Linked DNA regions of Homo sapiens: regions 1, 2 and 4 are each linked to region 3. A link is an interaction called in ENCODE POLR2A ChIA-PET data of the cell type or tissue named here. Cell type or tissue: GM12878. All regions are shown on one strand. Links, peaks and the distances in the headings refer to the core of each region. The heading gives the core; the rest is flanking DNA.

What was found. ChIA-PET counts read pairs that join two places held together with the same protein. Peaks named below come from ENCODE experiments on the same cell type or tissue, not always from the same donor. Only the 100,000 strongest peaks of a DNase experiment are listed, where the experiment ranks them.
Region 1: POLR2A ChIA-PET joins it to region 3 with 7 read pairs; 1 of 35 experiments calls an interaction of 5 or more read pairs at or near these places.
Region 2: POLR2A ChIA-PET joins it to region 3 with 6 read pairs; 1 of 35 experiments calls an interaction of 5 or more read pairs at or near these places.
Region 4: POLR2A ChIA-PET joins it to region 3 with 6 read pairs; 1 of 35 experiments calls an interaction of 5 or more read pairs at or near these places.

The regions. Positions count from the first base shown.
Region 1 is chr2:80,459,124-80,463,872 of GRCh38, reverse strand. All of the region lies in intron 9 of CTNNA2 (catenin alpha 2), which reads right to left. Among named protein-coding and RNA genes, the nearest start is that of LRRTM1, 160 kb to the right of the region's middle. RefSeq lists enhancers at 1,258-1,763, 1,764-2,268. In GM12878, for the core only: a CTCF peak has its summit at 3,913 (motif pointing left); no DNase peak of the experiment used is centred there; H3K4me3 peaks cover 579 bases; H3K27ac peaks cover 407 bases.
Region 2 is chr2:80,473,201-80,477,949 of GRCh38, reverse strand. All of the region lies in intron 9 of CTNNA2 (catenin alpha 2), which reads right to left. Among named protein-coding and RNA genes, the nearest start is that of LRRTM1, 170 kb to the right of the region's middle. In GM12878, for the core only: no CTCF peak of the experiment used is centred there; a DNase peak (open chromatin) is centred at 1,799; H3K27ac peaks cover 711 bases.
Region 3 is chr2:80,523,189-80,527,937 of GRCh38, reverse strand. The region is part of intron 9 of CTNNA2 (catenin alpha 2); the gene reads right to left. Among named protein-coding and RNA genes, the nearest start is that of LRRTM1, 220 kb to the right of the region's middle. In GM12878, for the core only: a CTCF peak has its summit at 878; DNase peaks (open chromatin) are centred at 607 and 2,547; H3K4me3 peaks cover 415 bases; H3K27ac peaks cover 3,087 bases.
Region 4 is chr2:80,464,617-80,469,365 of GRCh38, reverse strand. The region is part of intron 9 of CTNNA2 (catenin alpha 2); the gene reads right to left. Among named protein-coding and RNA genes, the nearest start is that of LRRTM1, 160 kb to the right of the region's middle. In GM12878, for the core only: no CTCF peak of the experiment used is centred there; DNase peaks (open chromatin) are centred at 1,945 and 2,203; H3K27ac peaks cover 1,957 bases.

The sequences.
Region 1 (4,749 bases), core at 421-4,420, 64 kb after region 3:
TAAAACAATGAATTCTAGCTCCTCTGCGTACAGCAATGTGCCTTGGGGCAAGCCATTTATCCTTTAGCCAAACTGCCTAGAAAATATATACTAGATAAATGTTTATTTTCTTCCATCTTTCTGAGCTTGGTTTATTGACTGTAAAATAGCAATATGAAGATCTACTTCACAGGACTATTAATGTAATCAAATTCAATAATGTATTGGAAATGCTTCATCACAAGCTTCATAGGGTGGAATCAGAACTCATTCCTCTTGTTACCCCAAATCCTGAGTATCCACCCGTGGAGACTGTTGATTTTGAAAGCAGCCTGAACATGAAAACTCCCAAACATTCTAAGGAAATCCATCCTAATAACTCCACACAGAATGAGAATAAAGAAAAATAAGATTTAACCAGAGCCGAATGATTCTTTCCCTGTGCTCCATAACCCTTCTAAGGATCTGCAATCCCTACCTCAATTAATCTAGGCATTTCAACTACTTGAAAAACTACCAATACATTAAAATGTACAAAGTACTACCTTAATGAACAAAGGAAGTTAGACGTAGTGCTGGCGACTATTAAGGGGGGTGTTCTATTTTTATTTTCCTCTGCTCACATGTCTATGTTACTGGATAAAGAAGTGAAGAAAACAAGGACTTAAAAGGAACAGAAGATAAAACAACAGTTAAAGAACCATGTGAGATGATAAATGGAGCAGGGGATTTGTCAGACAGTATTTAGCAAGCCACAGTATGAAAAGATTTTCAGAAAAAGGTCAGAGATGGAGGCATAAACAGTCAAGTAAGCATCGCATCACAGCGCCAACTCCTAGGGAGTCAGGTAAAAGACGAGAAAGGCTGAGAGGGTTGGAAACAGGAACCATAGAATCTGGAATAATCAGTGTGCCGACTAAGTAGGGAGGAAAAATAGACTAATGATTTCAGAGCAGAGGTTAAACACTGCACTAGAAAATAAGCTATAAAAGATCAACGAGAAGCTAGAGTGGAGAGGGTAGGGATAGGGAATTCATAACAAGGTGGAACTGGGACTCCAAGACAAGAAAGAAACCGAATAGAGAAGACACCGTTGAGGATAACACCCAAAGAGTGCGTAGACTAATTCCTGGATGCTTGCAAACCATGTCCTAGTGTCTTTTCGACCAGGAATGCTGCTCTCAAGATTAATAGTGACTCTTTAGGCTGAGAAGTGATGACCCAGCAGCTCTTTATTCGTCAAAAAAAAAAAAAAAAAAAAAGAAAGAAAGAAAGAAGGAAAGGAAGGGAGAGAAAAATGAGATACATAAGAGAGATAGAAAATTGTACCTAGATGAAATCAGCATAAATGGAAAACCCAAATGTTTAATCCAGTCATGATTATTGCCCAAAATTGAATGAGTAAATGATGCTGCCTACAACAGATATAACTCAAGAAACAGAGGCTTAAAAAAGAATTAAAATGACCAATATCTATACAACCTCAAACTCAATCAGTATACCCTAGATAGAGACTCTATTTGCTGCTTTCAAGTCTTCCCGTATAAAGCAGTATGTTTCCAGGAAAAAAATAAATAAATTTGAAGCCAGAAGTTTCTAAGTTCAAATTTTAGCTTGGCCATATACCATCATCAACAGACTTAGAAAAGCAACTTCAGTAGCCTGAGACTCATTTTCTTCAACAACCAGACAAAATTAACCTGTGCAGAGTCCCACCTCCCGAGGTTGTTATCATAATGCCATGAGATCTTGTTTTTAAAAGTGCCTAGAATACAGCAGGAGTTCAATTAAAAGTGTTCATTCCCTAGACTTCTAAGGCAAGGCCCAAGGCACTGTACATAATCAAAGTAAGTTAACTGACTTTTAAATAACAATGAAAACATCACCAAACCTTTTATTGCCCAGTGAATGATGTCTTGCAAAGCAGATCCCCAGGGGGCTGAGCACAAAGCCCACTCAACCTGCCCTTGCTGACAACTTGCATAGCTGGAGCTCCCCTTCTAGAAATGCTGTAGGAGCCTGGGGCATATATCTTTGATTATCCACAAAAGTGGAAAATATCATTCTTCTGAGGGAGGATATACTTCTGGAAAAAGTCGACATTATTTGGTTCCAAGTCTAGCAATAAGATCTAGCTGAAGTGTGGCCACAAAGCAGTGAGACTGATTTTCTCCTGTGACTCATAATCTAGTTCAAAAGACTTTTTTTTTTTAAGTTTCGGATCCTAGCAAGATAAAAGCACCAGTACATGAACATAACAGTATAAGGACATTTATTGCACCACTGAATGTAGAGACAAAATAATTGCATGTATATTGTCAAACAAACAGAAACATTCAATGACACTAGTTAAGGCATGATAAGGCAGACTTTATTTAGGACCTTTGCAATAGTTATAGGAACCCTAGCAATGGGAATTTGCAGTTGGGGGTCAGTGTGAGCTGGTGGGGAGACGGCTTCATTCTGAATACAGCATGGGCAGCGGCAATTTATAGCTAAGGAGTAGGGAGGTGAGGGAGGTCAGTGGATGAAAAATTACTACGAGGTAACATCAGGGATAATGGGAACTCCAACATAACAGGATTCTTGTAAACAACGGGCCAGGGTGATCAGACATCATGTCAGGCATGGGGGAGGATAAGGAACTTCATCAGACAAGGAGGGTGATCAGATATTGAGGGTGGGTGGTTCTTACTAAACTGACTTAACAGGATTCTTTGTTAAAACTGGATTTTACAAGGAAATGCACAAATGGGAGTAGGAAAAGATTTAGGAGCCTGGCTAAAGTTAGGTAAAGCAAAGAATCTTTGTCAGAATCAGTAGTGGAATGACAGAAAAATTCATGCTGTATCTCTATCATTAAAGATTATGTAGCTATCTAAAAGAAGCGGTTAGAAAGTCTTCTCCCAAATTGTGTTCCTGGAACGGTAGAGTCAACATTGCCTGGGAATGTGTTATAAATGTGATATTGACAAAAAATTATTGGGCTCCACCCCAGATATACTGAATCAGAAACTTGGGGGATGAGATCCAACAATCTGTATTTTGGCAAGTCCTCCAGGTGATTCTGATGCATGCTAAAGTTTGAGAACCATTGAGTTAGAAGGATATCCTCCATTTATCTAGAATGGGAATGTACAAGATATTTTAAATAAGAAAAGCAAGTTGCAAACCAATAGGGAAGACTTACAGTTGAATTAAATTGTGTGCATGTGTGTGACTGTGTGTGTTGTGTAAAATACAAGATGTGGTAGGGTATTTGTAAGATTCATAAAATGAATACAACTAATGACAGCTGGGGTGAGGGTAGATGGACAGGGTGTGATAGGGAGGGAAAGAAGAAGCGGGAGAAAGAGGGAAATATACCTTGCATATAGTACATAAAGGGATAAGTTTACTAACTGCTTCTCCAGCTTTTTCTTAAAGCCTATGTCACATTCTTTTTGAATATCTTACTTTTCTTTGAGTGTTACAGTTTCTTTTTCTTCAGGATTCTTTGTGTTAAGATCTAAAAAGCACTGGAGTATGTGCATAAGAAATGAACAAGATATAGGCATGCTTAATATGTGCTATAATTCTCCAAAGACCATGCAAATGTCTGCTAGCTAAATGACTGTCACTCAAGATTAGGAACAACCTATGTCAGTTTCTACAGTTCCAAGCAAAGAAAGGCTATGGATTGAGAGCAGTTTTCCAGCAGGACCTGTGCACAAAGGCAATTTTTTTTCTTCTACGAACAAAATATAAAGAAGTAAACTATCCTCCTTAATGGGGTCATATCTGACTTATGTATAGAGTCTTAAGAGTTTAAATTTCAGGAGCATTAGTAACTTATTTTCAGAGCCCTGACATTTTCTTAAGTATCTGAGAAGTCAGGGGATTTCCCAAATAAACGCTGGGTAAAGGAAATTATTTTGAGTCTCAGTGCCCCCCACAGGTTTATCTGACCTGCCAGGAAATTGAACACTATGAGAATGCCCCAAGTCTCTGCCAGTCCAGCAGTCTCTCACACACTGGCCCACCTATGCTTACACCAAGCCTACAAAGACCTGAGTACCCTGGCAGGGGAATTGAGTGGCTTTTATGGGAATCCAAACAATGTGGCTGAGGGATGTCGGCACATCATCTCCAAGACAGATTTTGATGGTAGGAAAAGGAGATGATTGTCAGAAGTACAGAATAGCAGGAGGAAAAGGAAGCAAAATCAAGTGTATGTCTGTGTGGGGTGTCCTGGGACAGATTGGTATGTTCCAGGTTAGGAATTGGAGCACTGATCAAGGCAATGAGGGGAGGCTGCCACTTTCAACAGACTCCCTTAACTCTTCATCTTTTGACAAGGCATTTTTTCCCTGGCTTCTGCCTGGGCCCATGTTATCTGTGCAATCACCTTAAGATAAGCAGGATAAGAAAACTGCCCTTTTCTTGCTGAATTCAAAAATGTACATGGTGCCTTTATTATTTCAGATATGAATATCTTATGAATAGCTTTTAACCTCAATGTCAAGGTGAACTGTGGTCCTTCTGGTCTTCTACGTCCTCTCATCAGCACCTCAGCAGGTCAACTTGTATAGTGGTTTTTAGCCTGGAGGCACATTAAAAGCACGTAGGGAGCTTTTCTAATGTGAATGCCAAACTCCTCCCAGACCAATTAAATTCATGGATCACTGAGTAGGAATACCTTCTAAGAAATGCATCCTTAGGTGGTTTCATCATTGTGTAAACATGATAGCGTGTACTTACACAAACCTAGATGATGTATCCTACTACGTG
Region 2 (4,749 bases), core at 259-4,258, 50 kb after region 3:
TAAAAGTAGATCTACTATTCAATCCAGCAATCCCACTACTGGATATCTACCCAAAGGGGGGTAAAAAGTCCTTATATCAAAAAATACCTGCATGTGTATGTTTATCACAGCACAATTCACAATTGCAAAGATATGGAATTAACCTAAGTGCCCATGAACTGATGAGTGAATAAAGAAAATGTGAGATACACACACACACACACACACACACACACACACACATTCACACCATGGAATACTACTCAGCCATAAGAAAGAATAAAATAATGTCTTTTGCAGAAACTTGGGTGGACCTGGAGGGCATTATCCTAGATAAAGTGATGCAGAAGCAGAAAATCAAATACCACATGTTCTCATTTATAAATGGGAGCTGAGCTATGGGGATGCAAAGGCATATAGAGTAGTATAACGAATGGAGACTCAGAATGGGAAAGGATGGGTGGGAGGTGAGGGATGAAAAATTACCTAGTGGGTACAATGTACACTATTCTGGAGATAGGTACACTAAAAGCCCAGATTTTGCCGCTACATAATTCATCCTTATAATGAAAAATGACTTGTACCCATAAATCTATTGATTTTTTTAAAGAAAATATTTCCCAAATTAAAATTTATTTCTATTTACCAGGAACAGACTAGAAAGCAATCAGTTAGTATTGACTGTTATTACAACCACTTAAGATAATCAGAATCAAAAACAAGTGTTCATTTTTCAAAGCCTGTTTTTCTCCTACGTAGTATGCTTCTGTGTATGTATGTGTGCGTGTGTATGTGTACCACATAGGTACAAATGTATTCTATTCCTTATCAGTGCCACCACATCTGCACATTCCTGTTCTGAAATCTCCATACTGAGACTGATTATCTATAAACTCTAGGCCAGTCATTTTACAAATCCAACCCAATATACTCTAAATAGTAATTATTCTACCAAAACAAAGAACTTCTGTTATGCATGAGAAATGCATGATTTTTGCTTTTTTGCCTGGTAGTAAAAGGCCTCTTTACTCTAAAATTAACAGATAATCATCTCTCTCCTATGAATCCTGATAACATGGCCACTGCTATCAAGCAATTTTCTTCTTCAACAGGCACAAGTCATAAGTCCACCCTCTGAAACTAAGCAGGTGAACAACATGTAATTAGCTGTATTTCATCCTTGGAGGGCATTCTATTTTTCATTCCATGATGCCCCCTTCATTCCCAAAGAGACTGCTCCTTATGTCTGAGGCCAGAAAGCAAGAGAGGGGAGGAGCATTGTGGTGTTGTCAGTAAACCCGTCTGTGAGCTTGCCTGCCTGGTTGTCGTCTGAGTTTCACTTCTTATAAATAGAAAAAATGTAAAGAACTGAGCCAAGGGAGAAAATACATTTAATAATTCTTAAACCCCTCAATACACATAAATAATTTAGTTGTAAAACAATTGCCTGGGAAAAATGCTTTTTTTGCTTCTTGATGCTATGTTACTTCTGTCACTTTGTTTTCTGAGAATTGACTGATTGTCAAACACTGAGTTAAAGTCCAGTTTCCTACAACTAGTGTATCAAATTATTTTTCCACCTTTTCCCCTGGAGAAGTAAGTTGAAAAAGAGAAAATTTGGCAGTTACGTGAAGCTCATCTGCCATTTGGGTCTTAAGGAGTGTGCAAAATATGTTTTCAACAAAATCTGTCCTAATTGACATGAACATGAGAGAGTGTCCCCGAGAGCCAAAAAGCTCCAGCCCGACTTCTCAGATATCTCTACACATTTGTTTTGCCTCCTTGGGGGTGAATCAGACATCATCTGTGGTCATGGGTTCAGCTAATTAAAGGACATAGGTGCTATTCTCAAGAATGACATTTAGCTCAGTTCTCTCAAGGCAAGTAATGTAAAAAAATAAAGAGATAAGTGACAATTGACATATCCTCAGTGCCAGGAGATCTGGTGACTGGGTGAACCTTGAGAAGGGCACACAAGGGCAAATCCATCTGTGCCCTAACATTATTGCTCTAGTCGATAGGAACATGACCCCAGATTGCCAGAATTGATTTTTTTTTTAAGAAAAGCACAAGCCATTATTTTTTTCTTTTAGAATATGCTAAATGTTTAACTATTTGTAATAAATTCTGTTTTTTCTTTCCCCTTCATTCCATATGTGGCAATATTCTGTGTACTGTAATCATTTCCTCAACAGGCCTTATATGATACACAGACTGGCAGTTTGAGACCTCTCTAGGAAGATTTGACTGTTAGTAAATTAGAACATTATTTTATGATTAAGGCAGCTCTTCAAATGCATATGTGAACAAAGTCATCATGTCAAAGAATAGTAGACCCTGAAATAAGTCCCAAAACACCTAATCTCCCACCTCCACTTCACATGATTTCATAGGTGTTTGGTGACAGAATAGCAGATTTCCTGATGCCCACACAAGGGATATTTATATCTCATCACTTGACCTCATATTTGTAGTTGAGAGCTCCAGTCCTTTACTTATCAAAATAAGTAAATAAATAAATGTCCATTACTCTTTTCTTAATAAATTAAAAATATCTTTATGAGCTCCTTATTTTGCACCACCTCTCAACTTCTTTGTTAAATCAGCAGTTATTAGCACATGTGTATTACATGGACCAACAGATTTACCCTCAAAAATAAAGGGGAAAAAATGCCAAAATATAAAACCCAGTATGCTCTAATCCTTGTTAACTCAACATACAATGACACAATTTACACTTTCCAGTGGAGGGATACTGTTGGCCACTTCATCATTGGCACACGTACTTATTATTAACACCGAAGAATGTGTGAATGAGATCGTTAAGTTATTTGAAGAAACATTTATCATATTTTTTGGAAAAGGGTGCTGATGACTGTACAGCATCATCTCTAAAAATGGCAAACAGAAAAATTAACATGTTGAGTAAAAATCACCCAACTCACAGACACCTCATTTGCTTAGGTGTCTATATCTCTGAGATCTGGGCCTGTGAGATAATTTTTTTGGTCTTAAGAATGACTATTTTGCTAAGTCATCTTGGGTTTGACCTTCCGATGAATGGCAAACCATGTGCTCTTCAATTCTCCATCCCCAGGGAAGAATGCTACAAATAATCTCAATATTCAATTTCCTTGCTTTTGTCCTTGTATTCAAAAATTCTACCACGGTTTTATTTCTGTTTGCAAATTTAATTTCCTGTCAACACTTCCAAGTAGCTATCTAACCAGCCTGTCTTCTGTTGATATTTACCCTAATAACAGAGAATTCATGGCTCCACAGGAAATTTCAATAAAAAGCACCGAGGAAGGCCCTTTGGTTTGTCATTCAGTCATTATCTAGATAATAAAAAGACTTTGCATTTTATTGGTTTGATAGGAAATGGTTCAATTTATGGTAGGAAAATGTAGGTATGTAACAGTATAAGCTATGTTGGAATGGGAAGGCAATACTGAAATTTACCTCTTGCCTTCTAAACCAGGAACTGCCCAATTCTGGTTTTGTTGTTGCTGTTGTTGTTTTGGGGATGAGATGGGATATGGTGGGGGTGGATCCTCACACACAGGAGTAGGCTGTGGATATGGACACCCACCTCCATTCTCTCCTTAAACTCTTCTTTGCTGGCAGTGTAGCACCATGAGGAAGATCTTAAGGCTCAGGGCAAAGCAGCAAAATCTCCAGTGCCAACAAAAGCCAACCATGTCACTTGGTGTCTGCAGTCTGTTTGAATAGTGTTTCCACAAAAAATATGCTTTCTCATTCTTCTCTCAAAATATATGGTTCTTCTGATGTACCTTCTTATTTTTTACTGTTGTTAAAACATAGATTTTTAAAAATAGGTCTCTACCATTAAGAAACAAAAACTGTTTTGGTAAATGACAACTGCCTTGGCCTCAGCGTCAGGAAGCAAGAGTGAATTGTAAAGACTGCAGAGAACTGATCATCCAAGGGGCAGCTGTGCCTGCATTGAAGCTGTGTGTGGCTGGGCAGGAATGTAAGACAGATGGTTTTGGAAAGAGAAGCCAGGGATTCAAATGTTTATACATAAACTCTGATTTTTAATGTTAGCTCAAGTTTTAAAAAATCCTATGATGGCCAGAAACTACACAAAGACAAAAAACAAACACACATCTGTGAGCAGCCAGTCAGGGACCCCCAGGCTAGAAAAATTAAAGGCCCTTTACTGCAGCATCAAATCTATTCTCTAGAGATATTTTTGATCACTCAGGATGTACAAGCACCCATGATCGTAAGACTGAATATTTTTCTGTTGTTGGGGAGCAATAATGGAGATTGAGAAAGTTTAGTAAAATGTAAACTGACTGCTGAGCAAACTCAGGCATGCCAGAGTCTGGAGCTTTCACTGGTGAGGTGGGTTCCAATGAGTACAGCATTTATAACCTCTTCAAAATGTCCAGACTTTCATTTTAGCATGAATTGCTTAAGTGCCTGTATTTTATAAAACATATTACAGAGGTTGTATATTTTCATTTTAGGAAAATTAGAATATATAGGTAATGACCAAGTAGAAACTCTAAATCACCCATTATCTAGGCACACAAAGAAAATCGACATTTTAGAAAAAGCCCTTCATGATAGTTTTGTTTTCTTACAAATACTAGCTTTTATTTTGTATTCTGTTTCGTAACTCACTTTGCAACGTGCCAGCAGCTGAGGGCACCATAGCCTGACCCCTGTAGCCTTTGGCTCCTCTGTTCCTTCCACTTGGAATGATCTGGCTTCCAGCTCAATCGCTGAGGAGCCTGAGGC
Region 3 (4,749 bases), core at 253-4,252:
ACACTCATAAATTCTGATGTACTCGCCCTTGTGTATGGACAAGACGTGGGCATTTTAAGCCTCTCCAGCTAATCCTAATATGCAGCCCTGGTGGAGAACTGTCTCCCTATTTGAAATTTCATTTAAATTTACTTTAAATTCAGTTAGAGTATTTCCAGGTAAATGAGTGCCTCTTTCTCTTCTAAGGCATTGGTCTGGGTCCATCAGCTTTGCTTTCTCCTTTATAGAGGCCAACCAGGGAGAGGCCTCAGAGATGTCCTCTCTCTCCCAATGACTCCCAACTTTGCCCCATCATAAGAATCACCTGGTGTGCTTGCTAAACCTACATTTCACCAGAAGATTCTGATTCCAGAGCTCTGCAATGGGCCTGACAATTCCTGTTTCTAAAAGACTCCCCAGCTGCCACTTAAGATAAAGCAGATTTCAGGTAAAACTGATCTAACACAAGTCCAGCAGCATCAGCATCACCTGGGAACTTATCAGGCATGCGAATTCTCAGGCCTCACCCCGGATACACAGAAATCAGAAACTATGGGGGTGGGGCCCAGTCATCTGTGTTTTTAGCCCTTCTGGTGGCTCCAAAGCATGCTCAAGTCTGAGACTCACAGGCCTACCACAAACGCTTCACTTTTTGACAAATAGTGCCCTGTTTTCTAAAGTCCAGCCAACAGGAATTCCCCCATACTACACTTGCTTTGCTTTCTTTTTAAAAAATTATCCTCATGTCATCACTTCTTACAACTCTATGAAAGTGAGTTATCTGAGAATTTTTTCTGACACTTTTAATTAGAAAGTCCTAATTACTATCATCTTTCATGAATATTCTGGGTAAGAGTGAGACCTTGTGTTTTGACACAAAAAGCACATTCTCCTGAGCACTCAGGGTGGTGCCATCAACTGTGTCATAGTGCTCAAATTTTTTCCCCTGAAATGCAGACATGTCCATAGACAATTTGTACAATGACCATATTCTACTACCTCCCAAATTTCAAAAAATGTTAGAAGGGTGACAAAAGGATTTTTTTTAAAACTCCATAGTTCTTGCAGGATTCTTAGAGAAGTTTGCATTCAAGGAAATCCTGGATACCTATGCAGTGCTTAAGGTACTTTCAAAAGTTCTAATATTATTTTATTCAATTCTCACAGCACCTGAAATGACGCAAGAGTTGGAATGTGTGAGTTTTAACTGTGCAAACACTTTTTTATAAGCTCTATCTTTTTTTGTTTTATCCTCAGAACACCACACGAAGAAGGTACTGTCATTATCATTCCCATTTTATAGATGAGAAAATTGAGGCACAGAGAGGCCCGGCACAGTGGCTCACGTCTGTAATCCCAGCACTTTGGGAGGCTGATGTGGGCGGATCACCTGAGGTCAGGAGTTTGAGACCAGCCTGGCCAACATGGTGAAACCCCATCTCTACTAAAAATACAAAAATTAGCCAGGCGTGGTGACGCACATCTGTAATCTCAGGACTTTGGGAGGCTGAGGTGGGCGGATCACAAGGTCAGGAGTTCGAGACCAGCCTGGCCAACATGGCGAAACTCCATCTCTACTAAAAATACAAAAATTAGCCAGATGTGGTGATGCACGCCTGTAATCCTAGCTACTCAGGAGGCTGAGGCATGAGAATCCCTTGAACCCGGGAGGCGGAGGTTTCAGTGAGCTGAGATCGCACCACTGCACTCCAGCCTAGGTGACAGAGCCAGACTCTGTCTCAAAAAAAGAAAAGAAAAAGAAAATCGAGGCACAGAGAAGTTCAGTAGATTTACTGAGGTCATACCAGAGTAAGGAGAAAATGCAGGTTTGAACTATAGTGGCCTAACTTCAAAGCACATTCTAGAGATCCCTATATGATGCTCATTTATTGCTCACCACAAACATTAAACAGATTTTTTTATTTTTCAGATGAATAACCAGAAGCTAAGAGAGTATTAGGTTGGTGCAAAAGTAACTGTGGTTTTTGACATTACTTTCAATGGCAAAAAATGAAATTACTTTTGAACCAACCTAATAGCTTGCCCAGATCATACAGCTAATAAGTGGCAGAGCCAATGTTTGAACCTGGAGTCTGTTTGCAGGTCCCAGGCACACGTATTGCACCTTATGCAATCCTGCCAGCGCGTAAGGTAGTCATTATCCTTACAGATCATGGAGCACCAATGAGGCAGCTTTTCAACTTCAAGTTACAGTCACTCTCTTAAGAGGGGCTTAGGAAAAGCTGACATGATGAGTGTGATCAAGGCCCCTCCAGAAAAACCCTAGCATAAAATACATTTTCCAAGGGACAGGCTACGATAGGAGAGAAAACAAAAGCAAACATTTGATATTGAGGGTAGAGAGCAGATGGGTGAGGGGGAAATTGGAAAGTCAGGCTTAGCTGAATTCAGGGTTTTTGTTGTTGTTTGTTTTTTTGCCTGAGGCCAGTCCTGCTCCTGAGAGTTACCCAGATACAAGCCAAATCAGATTCAGAGTCGCTGAACTTGACCAGAGTAGTTATTTCTCCCTTACTTCACAGTCACTGGGGAGGGCATCACCAACACAGAAGGGGAAATCCAGATCATTCAGATTGAAAGAGGCCCCAAAGACTTCCGGGACCTGCCCTATGAGACTCCAGCTGCCAGGCAAGGATTCTCTCTTGAGCACACTGAGCCCATCCAACCAGGCAGGAGAGGGGTCCTGAGACTGTGTGTGTTGGGGAGGCAGGGTAGCAAAAATTGCTATTAAAAAAAAAAAACTCTAGCTGTGCAATCCTGCCCCAGCACAAACAGGAACTACCAGAGGAGGAAAGAGTGAGAAGACATTGCTTGTCTTCTGCTTCATTCACTCACTCACCACATTTAATTAATCACCACATAAGCTTCTGGAAGTCATACAAAAAAAAAAGTGTATACTGCTCAGTGATGGGTGCACCAAAATCTCACAAATCACTACTAAAGAACTTACTCATGTAACCAAATACCACCTGTTCCCCAAAAACCTATGTAAATAAAAACTTAAAAGTATGAGGTGGGGGTGGCAAGGGGGAGACATCTAATGAGATAATACAGACCATAAAAGAGCGAATGAAGTCAAATACAAACGTGCTACAGTAGAGATCTATGCTTGTCAGAGTGGGACCACCAAGTGGGTGGAGAGCATTTTTTTGTGTGTGAGAGAGCATGTATGAGGGCAGTTGTTTAGGAAAAGCTTCAAAGATACACAGGTCCCTAGGCTTACAACAAGGCAGACCCTAAGATGGGGAAGGAGGTAATGGCAAAAATTAGGGGCTAGTGGCATAGGGAGACTATTCTAGGGAAGAAGAAAGAATGTGAGCCATGGCCAAAGAGACTGGGGTATTTGGAGATTGGCAAGTAGTTCAACGTGACTAGTCTGCAAGAGGGGAGTCAGCAGAAAATATGGCTGGGATGGAAGTCAGCACCAAAGATGTTATAACAACTTTCACCTGTAGGCAATGGGCAGAACTTTAAGCAGGTGAGTGACCACTGGGCAAATGTCACCTAAAGAGCACTTGCACACCTGTTTGGAAGATGAATCAGAAGAAAATGAGAAAGAGCAGGTAGGCGGAGTCAGATTCTTCTGAAAAGGAAAGCGTACACCCACTATTATATATTCAAGGTAAGAGAACAAGGAATGTGGAGGAGGATATACAAGATACTATCTTATGAGGTACCTCTTCTAACCCCTAATTTACAGATGAGAACACTTGGAGGTGAAGTACATCTCCCCTGATCACCTAAATGGTCAGGTTCAGAGCCAGGAATATTCAATGGTCTGTCTCCCAAACCAGTGCTCCTCCCACTGTGCCACAGTCCCTCTCCCCAGCTATTTCCCTGCAGGACATCTCCTGAAGGCCTGTCATCCCCATCAGCAGCTATGCTTTTGTCAGGACTACACAGGCAGGTATGACAACTCCTCAGCGCCAAGAGCAAAAAGTCTTATGCTATGCTTTTGCTTATATGATTCACCCTTCTACCTCTGCCTATCCTAAGGTCAAAGTCATGCCTCACATCATCTAGGAAGCCTTCCTCAACCAATTTCCCCTAAGTATGGCAACGTAATCTTCCCTTACTCTGAAATCTTACCACATTAGTGTAAAGAATTTGTATCAAGATTGGTTATATTAAAACGTTGTCCTCTGTGAAGACTTGCCTTCCCCATTATCAACTTTTCAAAGTCAGGGACCATCTCCTGCCTCTTCTGTATTAACCTTAGCATGAAATATACTGAGAACACAACAGACGCCAGCCCCTCCTGTGTGCAAGCTGCTGGCTGCATGTCCATGTACCACTTACACCCTTACAACAGGGGAGCCGAGCTCGCTGTAGAGCCCAGCCCCATCATTCACTCAGGACTGCAATAGAAAAGACCCCATGGTGGCATAAATACTGTTATTTAGGTTTAATATCAGCAGTAGGAATTGTCGTAGCCTATCTTCCTCTTTCCATCTACCTTATAACTTTCTCTTCACGCAGGCCTAACATTATCACCAAATCACTAACATTTTCCTCCTTTTGCTTCTCTTTCCAGTGCCCCAGTCATTCATACGGAGTTTCTTCTCTCAATTTACAGCTCATAGACATCTTTTTTTATTCTATGAAAAGTTGCCTCTCTCCATGCACCGGGACCGACTTCATATTTACTCAGCCTTTGTTGCATTTACAACTTCACTTTCCTTTCTGCTCACCCATGTATTTGAATTCTGCTCTCCCACTGAGGCTGCTTGACATGTTCAAGATTGCTACAAG
Region 4 (4,749 bases), core at 225-4,224, 59 kb after region 3:
ACACGGCTTTCCATCAGTCACACTGGGAGACACAAGTCTGTTTATCAAACAATTATCAATTACTTGGAGGTTCTGGCTGTTCAGGCATATAATGAACTTCTTGGGTATTTGTTTCTATGATATTTCTAAGACAGAATAGATGTCAGTGCAGTCTCAAGATGTTAGCAAAATGACCAAAACCTCAGACCCTAAGAAAAGAAAGAGGAAAGGACTTTCTCAGAGGTAAATTGAGGGGGAAAACCAAAACTCTGTGCCACAGTAAGACCCCTATAAGCCGTCACACCACCACCACACAAACAGCAAATCTTCCTGATCTCACCTGCACCTTCAGCACCTTCAACACCTCCGTCCTGCCTCCTGACACCTGCTTCAGGATCCAAGTTACTGAATGGCAGAGCTGAAAAATTTAGCTTTCATTTGGTTCAAGCCCTCTGTTATTTGGATAATAAAAAAGGCTCAGAAAAAAATAAGGTACTTTTCTTGGGGCAAAATTCATCATCCTCCTCCATCATGATTAAAGCTGCTAAGTTTTAACTGATCACTTACTAGTGAGCAGGCCCTGTGTTAGGCACTTGATAATCATCATCTCAATGTGATATTGAATTCTGCGTCTACAGAAATGGGTACTAATATTAAAAATAGCACATGATGGCCGGGCACAGTGGCTCACACCTGTAATCCCAGCACTTTGGGAGGCCAGGGTGGGTGGATCACAAGGTCAGGAGTTCAAGACCAGCCTGGCCAATATGGCGAAACCCCGTCTCTACTAAAAATACAAAAATTAGCCAGGCATGGTGGCAGGCGCCTGTAGTCCCAGCTACTCAGGAGGCTGAGGCAGGAGAATCACTTGAACCGGGAGGTGGAGGTTGCAGTGAGCCGAGATTGCACCACTGCTCTCTAGCCTGGGTGACAGAGCCAGGCTCCATCTCAAAAAAAATAAATAAATAAATAAATGAAAAATAGCACATGACGCAATAACATCCATCTCTGTAGCCTGTGTTCAAACTTTCCACTGCACACAGCTAGCTCCACGTTTATAAACATAAATAATACTGTATTAAACATGGCTTTTGCTGCTTTTGGTTTTTCAAATAGGGTCCAAATTTTAGCACTGTGTGGGTATTAAATTGTATTTAGTTTATTTTACTGTATTCAGAAGACTTCGCCCTGATAACTCTTGGCTTTTTCAAAAGCCAATCCTGCCTTCAAAACACAAATATATGGGTACAGAGAATATCCAAAAGAATAGGCCACAGGTTCTTCCAGCAATTCCTCACAAGATACTCTAAGGACACTGGTAGCAACAGAATAATGATCAGGAAAAGTGTAAATCCTTCCATGAAAAATCGAACACTTATTTGAATAAATATATTCTATTATGTTTGTATCTTAGTTTGTTGGGGCTGCTATAACCAAACACTATAGGGTAATTTATAAACAACAGAAATTTATTGCTTGCAATTCTAGAGGCTGGGAAGTCCAGGGTCAAGATGCCAGCAGATTCAGTGTCTGGTGAGGACTCACTCTTGCTATATTTTCACATGGCAGAAGGGGCAAACAAGCTCCCTCAGGTTTCTTTATAAGGATACTAATCCCATTCATAAGAACTCCATCCTCATGACTTAATCACCTCCAAAAGCCCCCATATTATTAATACTATTACATTGGGAATTAGGTTTCAACACATGCATTTTGGGAAGACATAAACATTCAGACTGTGCAGTTTGTTAAAAAAGAAAAAAAGAAAGAAATGTCAAGTCAGCATTGCATTGTAGTGTTAACTCATAGATGTTAGGAAACTCTTGTTTTCGTAGAAATAATGGATCTCACGAGTGCCCTAGATCATTAAAGTGAAGTTTTGGGGTTTTTTGCAACTTTTATTTTGAACTAATTATGGTCTCACAGAAGTGCAAAAATAGTACAAAGAAGTTTCATGTACTAACCACGTATCTTCCCCTAGTAGTGTCTTATAACAGACTGGTACATTATTGAAAGCCACAAATTAATGCAGGTACAATGCAGTCAATTAGTGTAGAGACTTTATTTGATTTTCACTAGTTTCTGCATATATTCTTTTTTCCTTATCTTTCTTATTTTCTCTCTCCTTTTTGGTAGTCTGTCTTTGTGCATGAAGGATGGAGGTACTTTTAGAGTGAGGAAGCGCGTGGCATGTGAAGTAAGCCTAAGTCTGAATCATAGCTCTACCACTTTCTTAATGTGGGACTTACAACCTCTTTGAGACTTTTTATCTCTCCCTGAAAGACATTTCTTTATGTTAAGGTATTTGGAAGGCATTAATAAGGCTATGAGTAAACATGGCATGCCTAATCACAGGTAAACCTCCTTGGCTAAACTGATGCTTCATGATATCTAGTCTATCCTATCCATTGGCTTGGAGATACAATGACATGTAGCTTACACGTACCTGGTACAGCCCATGAAATTCACTTACTTGAAAGATATTTACTGATGATTTATTAGAACAATGCAAGGTATCTATTATACCAAATGTAGCCCTCTTGTTATCTAAAATATGCTGTTCCTTGGGGAACCCCAAATTTATAATCTTATTTTCATTGAACTCTTTGATGGAAATCCTGTTGGGGCCTAAGCAAGATAGCATGAAACAGAAACAATAACCCAGCTGAACTCACAGACAAATGCTATGGGAACTGTGAGAACTTTTCATGTATCAATCAAATGTAGTTTTTCCATCTGTTTGTGAACATTGCAAATTGAAGTAAGATTTTTTTTTGAAGAAATATGTGGACAAAACAAGTCTTCATTTTGAAAAAGGTTTCTTTTTTTTGCAAAAATATTGTCTACAACATTTTTTATTAAGAGGCTCCTCTAGTAAGTTTTAAATTATTTGGTATGTTAAAGAAATGTGCTTTGCCAAGTTTTACCTGGAAAGTCATCCATAACTGTCCAGAAACACATACATAATGCACATTTACTTATTTCATTAGTGTCATTCATTCATAAAATCAAGGAAAGAAGAAATGAAAAGCTAGAATGACACAATCTCTGTATTCTTGGTGCTGCTTGAGAAACAGGCACGCTTTTGCATCAGTACATCTCCTTTTTTCTCTGAGCATTTTATTTGGGTAGAAAGCTCTCTGTAAATCACTTCAATAAAGACTAAATAACTCCCTCCAGCAGGATTCAGATTTCTATTACTTTATACGCTAGAATGCCGATGAGTTTTCCAAATCAATATCACAACAGAAATGTGGCAATTACAATATAAGTTACAGAGGAAGAACATATAACAAGTTGCTTTCTCATTCTATTCTTGGAAGAAAAGGTCAGGCAGGAATAACAAAGGAAGAAAACACATATGGAAGCAGAAGAGTTGCAGATAACTTGTGGCCCCTCATGCTGACGATTAAAACACAGCACTAAATAACCAACTATGTGAGACACACTATTATTTCATATTAGAAGAATGCCTACTTCATTTTTAGATGAAAAAAATAAAAACCATCACACCATACTGAAACAGAATATAAAATTCAGGAAAACATTAGTGAAAGCTTGGGCTTACGAAACAAATAAATGAAGAGCTCATTCTAACTGCATCATAAAATGAAAATTAAGTGATAAAATTGAAATTCTTTGGTTTCACATCTTTTCTAGTCCCTTATTTAAAAGAAATAAAGAAGAAGTTAGGATAAAATAGAGGGAGGGCTAGGGCGAGGGCAAATGACTTCTTTTTTTGTTTGTTTTCTTCCTAGAATTGGCCTTCTTGATGGGCTGCTTTGATTTCTAAATGCACCAGCATCGCAGAAAGCTTTGGAGCACCTCCAAAAGGAGTGGAAGAAACCCTCTGTGGCCTTCTTCAAGCATTCCAAGATACTCAAAGAAATACCTGTTCCTGGCAACATGTGCCAAGTTCTTTCAGTCTGCAGTAATTTACGTTGTTGTCACCCAGTCTTCCATTTGTAATGGTTCTGTAACTGCAAAAATGGTAGGAGGGAAGTACACCAATAAACACTGACTACATAGTCATTAAGCTTGGACAATGGAATAAATATAATTCATAATTTGGGGAATTATTCACAAGCACATATGTATTAAGACCATACCCCTTGATCACAAAATGCATATATTTACTTGACATTCATGGAGCCTATCATGTGTTTCACTGTAATTGGAGCAGGAGGTTGAAAAGATTAATTCACCAGTACTTATAGAGAGCCTACCTGATTGTAAGCAGCAGGGTTCAATACTGAACAAGTCATGGCAAGATTCCCTGCTGGAGAATATGAATAACTCAAAACCCTTGCTTTTGAGTAGCTCTCATCCCAATGGAGCAGGGTGAATGAAGACGCATATCTTTTGACAAATAATTAAAATACTGTGAAATTAGTATTTATGAGGGTTTATGCCATGAATCTCAGAGAAAGAAACAAAACCATCAGAGTAGCTGAGAGCAAAGACTCTGGAACCAGAATGCCTGAATTTTAACACCAGCTGTGCCACTTACTAGCCCGCTGAACAATGGCTAAGTTAATTAACTTGTCTGTGCCTCAGATTCTTCACCTGTGGTATGAGATTTGTACTAGTACCTTCCTCATGTGTTTAAATAAACTAATGCTTATAAAGTCCTTAAAACAGTGTCTGGAATATAGGAAATTTACATAAACAAGGTCTCGTCCCAAAGTGATATAGGAACATTGTGCATGCCAGAGTGGGTATGCAAGTTGGGGGAGGCATTAGAGAAAAAGAAAAAAACTTAATGACAAA